Regions from separate parts of the Homo sapiens genome. Here region 1 is linked to region 2. Evidence: read pairs that join two places in POLR2A ChIA-PET (ENCODE). Cell type or tissue: PC-9. All regions are shown on one strand. Links, peaks and the distances in the headings refer to the core of each region. The heading gives the core; the rest is flanking DNA.

Evidence for each region. Peaks named below come from ENCODE experiments on the same cell type or tissue, not always from the same donor. Only the 100,000 strongest peaks of a DNase experiment are listed, where the experiment ranks them.
Region 1: POLR2A ChIA-PET joins it to region 2 with 6 read pairs; 3 of 35 experiments call an interaction of 5 or more read pairs at or near these places.

What each region holds. Positions count from the first base shown.
Region 1 is chr3:197,416,247-197,421,620 of GRCh38, forward strand. It overlaps LOC105374308 (a long non-coding RNA gene), which reads right to left. Exons shown (of 5, transcript NR_189108.1): 4 at 4,734-4,832; 5 at 1-1,983. Among named protein-coding and RNA genes, the nearest start is that of LINC02012, 91 kb to the right of the region's middle. RefSeq lists an enhancer at 1,665-2,180 and a silencer at 1,792-2,086. In PC-9, for the core only: no CTCF peak of the experiment used is centred there; no DNase peak of the experiment used is centred there.
Region 2 is chr3:197,335,098-197,340,471 of GRCh38, forward strand. LOC101926923 (a long non-coding RNA gene) reads left to right here. Exons shown (of 3, transcript XR_001740580.2): 2 at 2,601-2,732; 3 at 3,748-3,838. It also overlaps the pseudogene LOC124906373. Among named protein-coding and RNA genes, the nearest start is that of DLG1, 39 kb to the left of the region's middle. In PC-9, for the core only: no CTCF peak of the experiment used is centred there; DNase peaks (open chromatin) are centred at 2,754 and 4,804; H3K27ac peaks cover 1,036 bases.

The DNA of each region.
Region 1 (5,374 bases), core at 189-5,188, 81 kb after region 2:
GATATACTGTAGCTGAGTGCAAACATCCCTGATTCCTAGTACAGTCAAACCTGCGTTTTAGGCCATGGTGGGTACAGGGAGGGATGAGCCTGACGTGGAACTGTCCCGGGGGCTGCCGAGAATGGCACTTTTCTGTCTGCAGAGACCTTGAAGAGGAGATCTGAACAAGGTGTATCATCATTTGTCTTGAGCCCTCTCACTCCCCACCTCTCCCCTTACCCTGTCCCAGGGACAGGCTGATTCTACTTCAGATCTCTATTCAGCATTGTTCCCCTTTTGGGAATAGTAATGGAACAGCCTAGATCCCGGGGCATCGTCCTGCCAAATTTCTAGTCTGAGTCTAGCCCCACTTACCATTAGGCTCCCATTAGCCTGTTAGGCCCTCTTATCTAAAGGGCACATATGAAGCAAGACGCAGTCTGGGGAGAACTGGCTGCCAAAGCCAGACACCTTGGGATCCTGCTCATTATTGTGACCTCCCTCATCCCTGAGTTAAAGTCTTAATCTGTGCATACTCGGTGGAAACTTATTTGTCCAAAGTTGTTTGTCTATGTTATTGCTTTAGGGCCTCCAAAGATCTGGCCAAGTTAGGTGGCATTAGAACAAGTATCTTGGCTGGGCGCAGTGGCTCATGCCTGTAATCCCAGCACTTTGGGAGGCTGAGGCTGGCAGATCACGAGGTCAGGAGATCGAGACCATCCTGGCCAACATGGTGAAACCCTGTCTCTACTAAAAATACAAAAATTAGCCAGGTGTGGTGGTGCGTACCTGTAGTCCCAGCTACTAGAGAGGCTGAGGCAGGAGAATCCCTTGAACCTGGCAGGTGGAGGTTGCAGTGAGCCAAGATCGTATCACTGCACTCCAGCCTGGTGACAGAGCAAGACTCCATCTCAAAAAAAAAAAAAAGAGCAAGTATCTCTATTTTTGTTCTCTTCCTGTGCAACTTGGTTGCACTATATAGTTGTACCTTTCTGTTGGTTTTATTTGATTCCAAGAGTGATGATCTTAAGTTTTATATAAATATTAAATATTAAATTTGCCTGCTTGGTGTGCAAGCAAAACCTCTAATCATTAATTTTGGTCAAGTTTAAAACAGAGATTCCCATTTATGGCGCACGTCGGTATAAACACGGCAGCTTTATAAAAATTCCCATGCCTGAGGCCCATCCCCCCAAAATCTATTTTAATTGATTTGGAGTAGGGCCTGGGTATTGATTTTTTTTCTTTTGTTTTTAAAAAGCTCCCTGATGATTCTGTTTGCAGCCAGAATTGAGAGCCGTTGTTCTGAATGATGCCTGAGAAGAGTGTTAATCTGGCGTGTGTCGGGGCAAGGGGAGGCACGGTCGAGGGAGGTGTTAAACTGAGTTGGCTGACTTGTTTTGTCTGTCTTCAGCCCAGTAGCTGGACAGGAACAAAGTCAAGACTACAGTGCAGTTATGTAAGGCTTGAGGATAAGCCTCTTCCACTAAAACTGACTCATTACTGTGTGTATATTCCATTTAAAGCAATCTAGAGCAATAATGTGGAAATACTGGGTGAGAGCCACGTTTTGTGAATATGGTTAGGGCCCAATAATGGTCAATAATCATTCTATGACCAGAATGGAGAAGTGACAGTAAAAAAGAACTCTCCCATTTAAAATAATCTGCACTGGAAATGCCCCAGTGTTTCTCGTAATACCGGCTGATACTGAGCCCAGTAACACACTCATATTGCCTTGAATTTCAAGACAGCACTGTGGTGATCTCTGATGATTCGAGGCTCACATTTTGCCATCTCTTGCACCCGAGCTGAACTTCTGGCTCAGTGTGTCTGAAGGCAGAGTGGGAAGACAATTCAGGTAGCAGAGAAGTGAACAAAGGACATTCCCTGAATAGGCGAATTCAAGCTCGTTAGCAGTTAGTTAGCCTGGAATGAGGCTGATCATCTGTCGGCGGAATTTTTCAGGAGCTGCAAATGGTTGGAATCTTTGTTTTCCTTTTCCTGGGAAAGAGAGGTCCATTAGCTCTCCAGCTGCATTAGAGCTTAATTTATTTTGTTTTGTTTTGGTTTTTAACACTGTAGAGGGGACAGTACATTCCAAATGTTAGAGGACAGCTAAGGGAGATTCGTCCTCTTTAGAGGGTATCATTAAGCATATGGTGCCTCACAGGGATGGGGAAGGCAGTGCACAGGCAGGAGCCAAGACAGGGATTAGCTCATAGAAGGCGGCTGGCTGGATATAGGAAGAGCTGCCAGGTAAAGGGACCCAAGCTTGGGACTTAAAGCTCAGGTCTAGTCGTGTTTTTAAAGAGTTGTCATCTTTCAAACATACAAGGGTAAAGATTTAGGAACTGCCCTCAGGAATGAGATGCATGAAACTCACAGACAAACCGAAATCCCAGAATCTTTGGTACCTAGTGGACATTTCCCTGGGGCTGACTCCTGGGCGGGGTGTCTGCTGCCCTCCACTAACAGCCAGGGAGCCCAGCCCTTGGTATAGGATTCCTGGGCAGGGTGTCTGCTGCCCTCCACTAACAGCCAGGGAGCCCAGCCCTTGGTATAGGAGTACAGGCTGAAGTGCCCAGGGGTTTACCCGATCCCACAGTTTTAGAGGCAAGAAGCTGACATTTAAGGCTTGAATAGTGCTCCTTTTCTAAGTAAATGACAACCTGGAGAAAGGTCTAACTGAGCCAGGTGTTCGACATTTTCAAACTGACTTTCTTTTCAAAGAGACCTGGAAGATTGACTCCCATCGTACTCTCTCCCAGCCTCCCGGTGGAAAGGGAGTCCCTAGTCCCATTGTGGCTCCAGAATGTGACAAAGGCACAGGCACAGGCTCAGCTTGGCTTAGCCTGCTGTCCCTTCCCGAAGGCTGTGTCTTCAGTGGGATGAGAAAGACTTTGGCAGAGGCTTTTAGGCTATGAACAGGCCAGGTGCATTTAGTCAGCAGTGTAAGCTAATACCAGAAAAGATGAAGTAGAGAAAGGCGCTGTGAAATTGCCACCTGAGGCAGAACCATATGAGGCTGAATCCAGGGGAGACCCTGTTTCTCATGGCCCTTGCCTGATGGTCATGATAAATTAAATACAAACACCTACCCATATGCTAGAAATTGATTTCAACTCCTTTACCAAATAAGCAAAATATCGGCATCGATTATGTATAGTTAGATCTCTGTTTGCCAATCAATCTTCTTCTGCAATCCCCGATCTGCGCTAGACAGAGCAAACCCCTTCTCTGTGCCACCTGAGCAGTGCTTTAGTTGGACTCTGCTATGCTCACTGCTTCGGACAGGGAAAGTGACTCTCCCAGGCTACAGTGGACCTGTAACTTACTCATCTTGCATCCTCAGCAGTGGAAGGCTCTTGGTGAACGTCAATGGAATGAACCTGTGTGTGCATGTAGTCCATCTATTATCTCTAATAAACACTGAAAGCCAAAGAACAAGGATGGAGTAATCAGGAAACAGAGAGAGAGGTATCATCAGGTAACCAGGAGGAGTAATCAGGAAATAGAGAGAGAGGTATCATCAGGTAACCAGGAGGTAGAGGCGTAAGGTTGAAACATATGAAATCATTCATAGCCAGTTAGTTTCTCTTCTAACTGACCTTCTAAGTGACCTTCTAAGTGACCTTCTCCTGGTCACCTCACTCCCCACATCCCCAAAGGAGGAAGTGCAGTGGACAGGTGTTGGCTGAGAGTCCAGAGGACCTGGATCAAGAGTCAGGAGGGTGGGCTTCTCTCTAATTGAACGTGTGGCTTGGAGTCAGTTCCTCTCCTTTTCTGGGCTTCAGTTTCCCCTTCTCTAGAAGAAGAATAGACTAGGTGGCCTCTCAAAGTCTTTACAGCTCTGATATTTTGTAATTTTATGTATCTAATGCTATAATTCCAAAGTATTAAAGAAAAGGGCAGTGCCCCATGGTTTGAGGGGCAGAGACTATAGCACAGATTGCACCAAACCCTGAATTTACCCAGCAGCCTTTGGCCCTGGAGGACCTAAGTGAGTTTCAGCCTGAAAACACTCAGTGTTTCCAATGCCAGACCCCAGCTGCACAAAATAGGAAAAATCTTGTTAGGAAATGACCACAGTCCCCTAGAGCTGTGGAAAACATTGCCTCAGACAAAAAGGACTTTTCCATTGGGAAAAAAAAATCAGCAGTATTGTGTCTGCTGATGCTGTCTGCCCAGGCGGTTCTCATCGAGTCCTGCCTACTCAGGTCCCTGGCTCTGGGGCAGTTCTTTTCCACTTCATGTTGGTCCTAATGGTAAATGCAGGTTGTTCTCCTCTTCTGGCCCCAACTGTCCCAGGAATCAGACTTGGAAGTCATTTTAAAATTCATCTTTGGACTGTCTGACTTTTCAATACTTCCTCCAGAGGCAAAAATCACAAAATGCTTTCACCGCAATGGGTCTCAGAAGTTATCTCGTGATACCTATTTAATCCCCTGTCTGTGGAGGAACATGACGTCCCAGGTAGGGAAGTGCATTGCTCAAGGTCACATAGAGAGGTCAGGGGACCTGGTCCTGAGCCCAGTTCAGGGTTCTTTCCATTTCCAAGCTGTCTCTAGCCACAGGGCCAATTCTCTTCTACCTTCCCACAGCAGATGTTTCCCAACCAACCAACTAGCCAACCAGCTAACCAACCTGCAAGTATTTCCTATAAGCCTTGGACTGTGCATTCTCTGATGCTCTGCTGTAAACGATTATTTTTTTACTGTTCCAAAATGCAGCAGTAAAGAGTAAGCACTCACCTTTGGGGGCAGAGCAGAACTGGCCTGCTTCTTTGAGTCCTGCTTCGATTTCTGGAGCTTAAACATAGTGTCCCATCATTCCTTGAAGACATGCAGCTGCTAAGAAAGAGTTGCATATTTGTAAGTGGGGGCCAGTGAGAGATGTCTGGTCAGACCCCAGTTCTGGGGCGGGGTGGCTTTGGTCTGAGTGGTGGTCAGACCTATGCAGGAAGCCGCACCAGGCAGAGAGGAGGCCTCGGCCCGCCCAGGTTCCCACCCAGGTGTCCACCCTGGTGCAGTCCCCTCTGTCTGCCACCACGAGGACCTCTTCCTGAGGTTCCAAAGTTGAGCCGAGTGTAGTCCTTGCCCAGTCGATGCTTTCTGGGCTCACTCTCTCAAAAAGGAAGTAGCCCCTTTTATTCTTAGACCACCACAGATGCAGACAAAGCCCGGATTTTAAAGAGGAAATTTCTACTAAAATAAAATAGAAAATAAACAAAACCTAGATAAGATTATATTTATAGACTATAATTTTCTAAATAAAATGTAAAATGCACATTTATGGTAGAAAACGTGGAAATATATGTTTTAAGAATTCATAAGCCCACCCATCGCCTAGCCCAGTGCCGCCTCTGACACGGTAGCAAGTAAGCATGCGCTGC
Region 2 (5,374 bases), core at 97-5,096:
ACGGGGTTTCACCATTTAGCCAGGCTGGTCTTGAACTCTTGACCTCAGATGATCCACCAGCCTCGGCCTCCCAAAGTGCTGGGATTACAGGCATGAGCCACCACGCCCGGCCCCCAGGACACCTTCCTTATATATTTTCCTTGCATCCATTTTGCCACTATGGCTCTAGGAAAGGGAAAATGATGAATGGCATCTCGGGAAAGAGGAGAATGTGGTATAGGAAGCAGATCTGTAAACAGCAGAGGGGACAGGAACCCTTTCAACATCAAGGTGGCATGGAGAAGGGGTTTGTGGGGAGTGGGAGGCAAGAGGGAAGGGAAGGAGGAGGGCAAGTGGCCAGACACTTGTGGCCTGGCTCACTGGCCGGGCCGAACCCACAGGGAGAAGATTAGAAGTGAGTTCAGCAGGGGGAATTTCCAAGAGTGGTTTGTATCCCCTCCTGCTAAAGAAATCCTGGGAGGAGACTGCCCTGCGGACGGCCTCACAGTGACCTGGGTGGCCTCGCGGAGAGACAGCTGGCCTGAGGAAGGACTACGCCTCGCCTCTGTGCTCCCCAGCCTGATCTGGAAGCCTCTGAGGGCCCACTGGGGAAAGCAGAAGGTCACTGAGAGGTCAGCTGAGGGCAGCAGTCCTCTATGGCAAGGGGGAGGTGACCCACAGCAGATGCTGTGACGATTGTCCACACCACAAGACACAGGTGGAGGCCCAGGTTGGCTGTACTGGGAAAAGCTGGGGCGGCACAGAACCAGCAGCAAGAAGAAGGGGAGAGGGGTGAACACCAGGCCTCAGATGAGCCCAGGGCCAAGAGAACAGACATGTCCTCTGGCACGGACTTTAGCTGCAGGTGTGAACTGGGCCCTGGGAGCAGGCACACGAGGGACTTCTCCTCCTAAGGTGGCGAGAACTCAGGGGATGGGACAAGGACTAGCCTTCCTGCAGGGAGGAGGGAAAGAGGAAAGCTCAGAGAAGGACAAACAGGCCTGGAAGGAAGTTTGAGCCTTGAATTATTGGAACACAGTACTGTTCAAAAGAAATAGACAACGGAAAAAACAAAGACAGAAACAGAAATTCTTTTTACCTCCCTTCCCCGGCAAAAAACATGAGATCTTTGACTTGACAAGTTTTTGTTTGTTTCCTGCTCTTCAGTGGGATTTGGGATTCTAGAGGACAAAATGATCAGTTACAGAAAACGAAGTACCCACCAATTATCCACATCTGATAGGCTGGGTATAAACTGACAGCCCTCACTCCATGAACTTTGTAAACTTGGGTTACCTACTTAATTTCTTCTAGCCTCAGCTTCTTCATCTACAAAATGAGAATCAGACTGCTTCATACGGGTTGTTGTGAGTATTACATGAAATGACACATGCCCAGCTCTCTGGGGAAAGTGCCCATGTAGCTGGACCCATTAATGGTTGCATAACATCGTTACTTAGCTTCCACGAGCTTCATTTTCTTCCTCTGTAACTAGGAACTGCGATATCTATCTCACACAGCAGGTATGCAGACAGTGTAACTTCTCTTTCCCTTCTACTCCCTGTCTGAAGAGTACAGTTTCTCTTTCTCAGCATCTCCAAATATATTAATCTCCCTTCATGTATTCACTCAATAGTATTTGCTGGGTTTCTGCTCTGTTCAGAGTTTTCTCCTGAGGGTTTCCAGGATGATGCATACGCAATGTTGATCCTTCTCAAAGAGCTTCCTAGTCAGCTGGTGGAGGGATAGGGGCTGGTATTCTTACTTCTTTATTATAGAAGGGAAAAATGATGAGACACACAGCAAAACCTCTGCGTTCACTTAGAAGAGGCAGCGTTTACTTCCAGTTAGAAGTGAGGGAGTGCTTCCCACATAACATGGCATTTGAACAGGGCCTTGCTGCCAGTATTGAGGGCAATGGGGAGACAGAAATAGATGAACTGGACCTTGAAAAATGAGAAATACTTGGCCATGTGGAGATTGGGGAGGGCAGTCTAGGCAAAGAATTGCACACACAATGGCACAGTGTAGGGTGTGATTTGAGAATGGGTGGGTGGTTCTCTGATCTGTGACTAGATCAGAGAAGGTAAGAGGTTAGGGGATAATAGTAACCTGAAGAGTTAGGTACAGGCCTGATATGATGGGTTCATGATGCTACCAAGCTAACAGTCATCGACTTGTCACGTTTCTAATATTATTTTGTGAAAGGAAGGAGAAGGGAGGAGGAGCTAGAATTTATTGAGCCCCAGATACATGCGAGCCCCTGCACTGAGACTACTGCTCTTTAGATAGTATGTCTACACCTCATGATCATGCTGGGAAGTAGATATTTACAGAGGGGGAAACTGAGGTTCAGAGAGGTTAAGTAACTCACTCAAGCTCACACAGCTAGAAAGTAGTCCATCCAGAATCAAATCTGGGTTTGTCTGATCCAAAGCCAGTGCTTCGAGGGCCTCCGTACTTACCTACTCCACCTGCTGCCTCATGGAAACACCCCTCTTTCCAGCTCCTGTGTTTATGGAAGTTATGTGTCATGTTCTGTTACCGATCAATTAGCAGGAAGGGTGGCCTTACCCAATCCGAGGAATTGAGGCTCAGTGGGGTGTTCTTTTTGGTTCTAGAATTCAAGATCATGGAAAACTGCCAGAAGGAAATGGGTCTTCTCCTCTCCCAAATGGTCCCATAACTAGTCTGGCCACCTTGAGCCATCCAAGAGGAGAATGTGGTCAGGGACCGTGACTCAGCTTAAGAAGGTAATGGGAGCTTACATGCGGAAAACCCCAAGATGCTTTCATCTGCTGTGTATTTATGCTCCATTAAGCCCCAGGGGATTATATTTTGAGGTGCCTCTTAAGTCAGGATATAGGATGGACTAATGTTTATTATTTGTGATAGGGTGCCTAAGGGAGAAGGCTCAGAAATGCCTGTCTCCTTAGCTGGAAGTGACAAAATGAGAACCGAGACATTTTGGTTTTTGCACCACAAAGCCTTTCTCTGGGGAATGAGACAAGATCGGAGCACATGAGCTTTGGAGAAGTGATGGATCCTTTCCTGAAACTGAGGCTCAGAGAGACATGCTGTCTTATCCAAGCTCATCAGATGGAAACAGGCAGAGTCAACATGGGAACCCAAGTATTATGGCTCCTGGCTTTCTTACTGAGCCGCACAAAGCAGAATACACTTACCTAACGGGAGCACTAAAAACTACTCTCTTAATGGGCTACAATTGGTTTTACTAGAAGCATCGATTTTTTTTTTTTTTTTTTTTTTGAGATGGAGTCTCGCTCTGTCGCCCAGGCTGGAGTGCAGTGGCGCGATCTTGGCTCATGCAACCTCTGCCTCCCGGGTTCAAACGACTCTTCTGCCTCAGCCTCCCCAGTAGCTGGGATTATAGGCACCCACCACCATGCCCGGCTAATTTTTGTATTTTTAGTAGAGACGGGGTTTCACCATACTGGTCAGGCTGGTCTCAAACTCCTGACCTTGTGATCTGCCTGCCTCAGCCTGCCAAAGTGCTGGCATTACAGGTGTGAGCCACCGCGCCCGGCAGAAACAATAGTAATATCTAGTCCAATTACCTCATTTATAGATGAGAACACTTAGGCTCAGAATAGGAAACTGACTTGCTTAAGGTCACAATAATTTTAGCAGTAGAGGCTGGTGTAGGTCACAGATCAGCTGCCTGTGGTCAGCACTGACAGCTCTTTCCACGAATGTTTAATATTAAGTTCCACTGACTGTGACATATATCTCTATCTCTGTCTACAGCTACATTTATATCTATATCTACACACATGTTCTACCGACTATGACCACACCACCATGGCCCATGCCCATACACCCACGTGTGAACCAAGAGGTAATCAGCCACTTCCTTACCTTTATTTTTTTATTTTTTTGTTTTTCATTTCTGAGAGAGTCTCATTCTGCCACCCAGGCTGGAGTGCAGTGGTGTGATCTTGGCTCACCACAACCTCTGCCTCCCGGGTTCAAGTGATTCTCCTGCCTCAGCCTCCCGAGTAGCTGGGGCCTCCCTGGCTCAAGCGATTCTCCTGCCTCAGCCTCCCGAGTAGCTGGGACTACAGGCGCACCCCCCACACCCAGCTAATTTTTGTATTTTTAGTAGAGACGGGGTTTCGCCATGTTGGCCAGGCTGGTCTTGATCTCCTCACCTCAGGTGATCCACCTGCTTCGGCCTCCCAAAGTGCTGGGATTACAGGCATGAGCCACCATGCCAGCCCACTTCCTTACCTTTAAACTGGCATATCTTTCCAGTTTTATAAAGGGGATAAAAATGTCTCTTAATTTTAAAGCATTTAAAAGCAACCAGTGAAAGAAAATCCCCAGATATTTGCTACCTTTTTTTCTTTCTCTTTTTCACATCAGGCAGGTAATGTGCCGATGACGACGTCTACAAGGTTTGAGGGAGGCACCTCTCAAAACCGAATCATCATGCTTGCAAACTACAAAAGACTCTTTCTTGGTACTTTTCTTGTTTGAAAGTACCTACATTTTGGGGCTCAAGACTCAGAAAGTCAGAGTGGAGAGTTGGGTGCCATGCTCCATTCTGCTTTTCCTGAAGTGCCTCAAATGCTAGGCAGAGTCCCTGCACTCTCCGTGATAGGAATCTCCTCTGTGGCCAAAATTGGGCCTCCGTTTTTTTCACCGCAGGAATATACATGTCCTCATGGCCGTCTCCTGCCTGGGCAGCAGCGAAGCCTCCCCAGACTGCTCTGCCCTGTGGAAGAAAAGGCCTAGGTCCTGCTGTTTTCCCAGTCTCCTTTCCTGGGAGGTGGCCATGACTCGCTCCCATTAACCTGGGCAGAGGCTGTTTCCCATCTCTTCCTGCATGAGTTACTTCATGGAGCCTCGGAGGAGGAGCCCTGGACTCTGCTCGCCTGGGATTCCTGCTGTTCTACCCACTGTCCACCCAGAAGCTCCCTTCCCCGGGTCTGACATGACTTTCTCTTCTGAGCCAGGCCCAGCAGGAAGGATGCGTTTGTGTTCGGCCCTGCATTCCTGCAGTGTCCCTCGGGTGTGTGGCTGGAAATGATTTGTGTAAGGCACTCAGCCAGCCTCCCTTTTAATCACTCCCATACTCACAGACAGAGGGAATCCCAGCCCCTCACCCAGGAGAGGGAAGGAACCTCCTTCATTTTGACAGGGCCTCCCTCCGTGGTGGGGTAAGCAGTGATTCTGGTCTCCAGGAAAGATGCTTCCAAGAGCCTCTTTCTCTGAGGCCTAATTATGAAATCGATATCTTCAGGAACCCCTCCTCCTTCCCTGGAGCTTCTGCAGGCAGACACTGCCCAGATAATGTTCAAACATGCATTGACCCGGCAGGGCTTCCTGAGCACCACTCTGGCTGGGGAGGAGGATGGGATCAGCTGGGCCT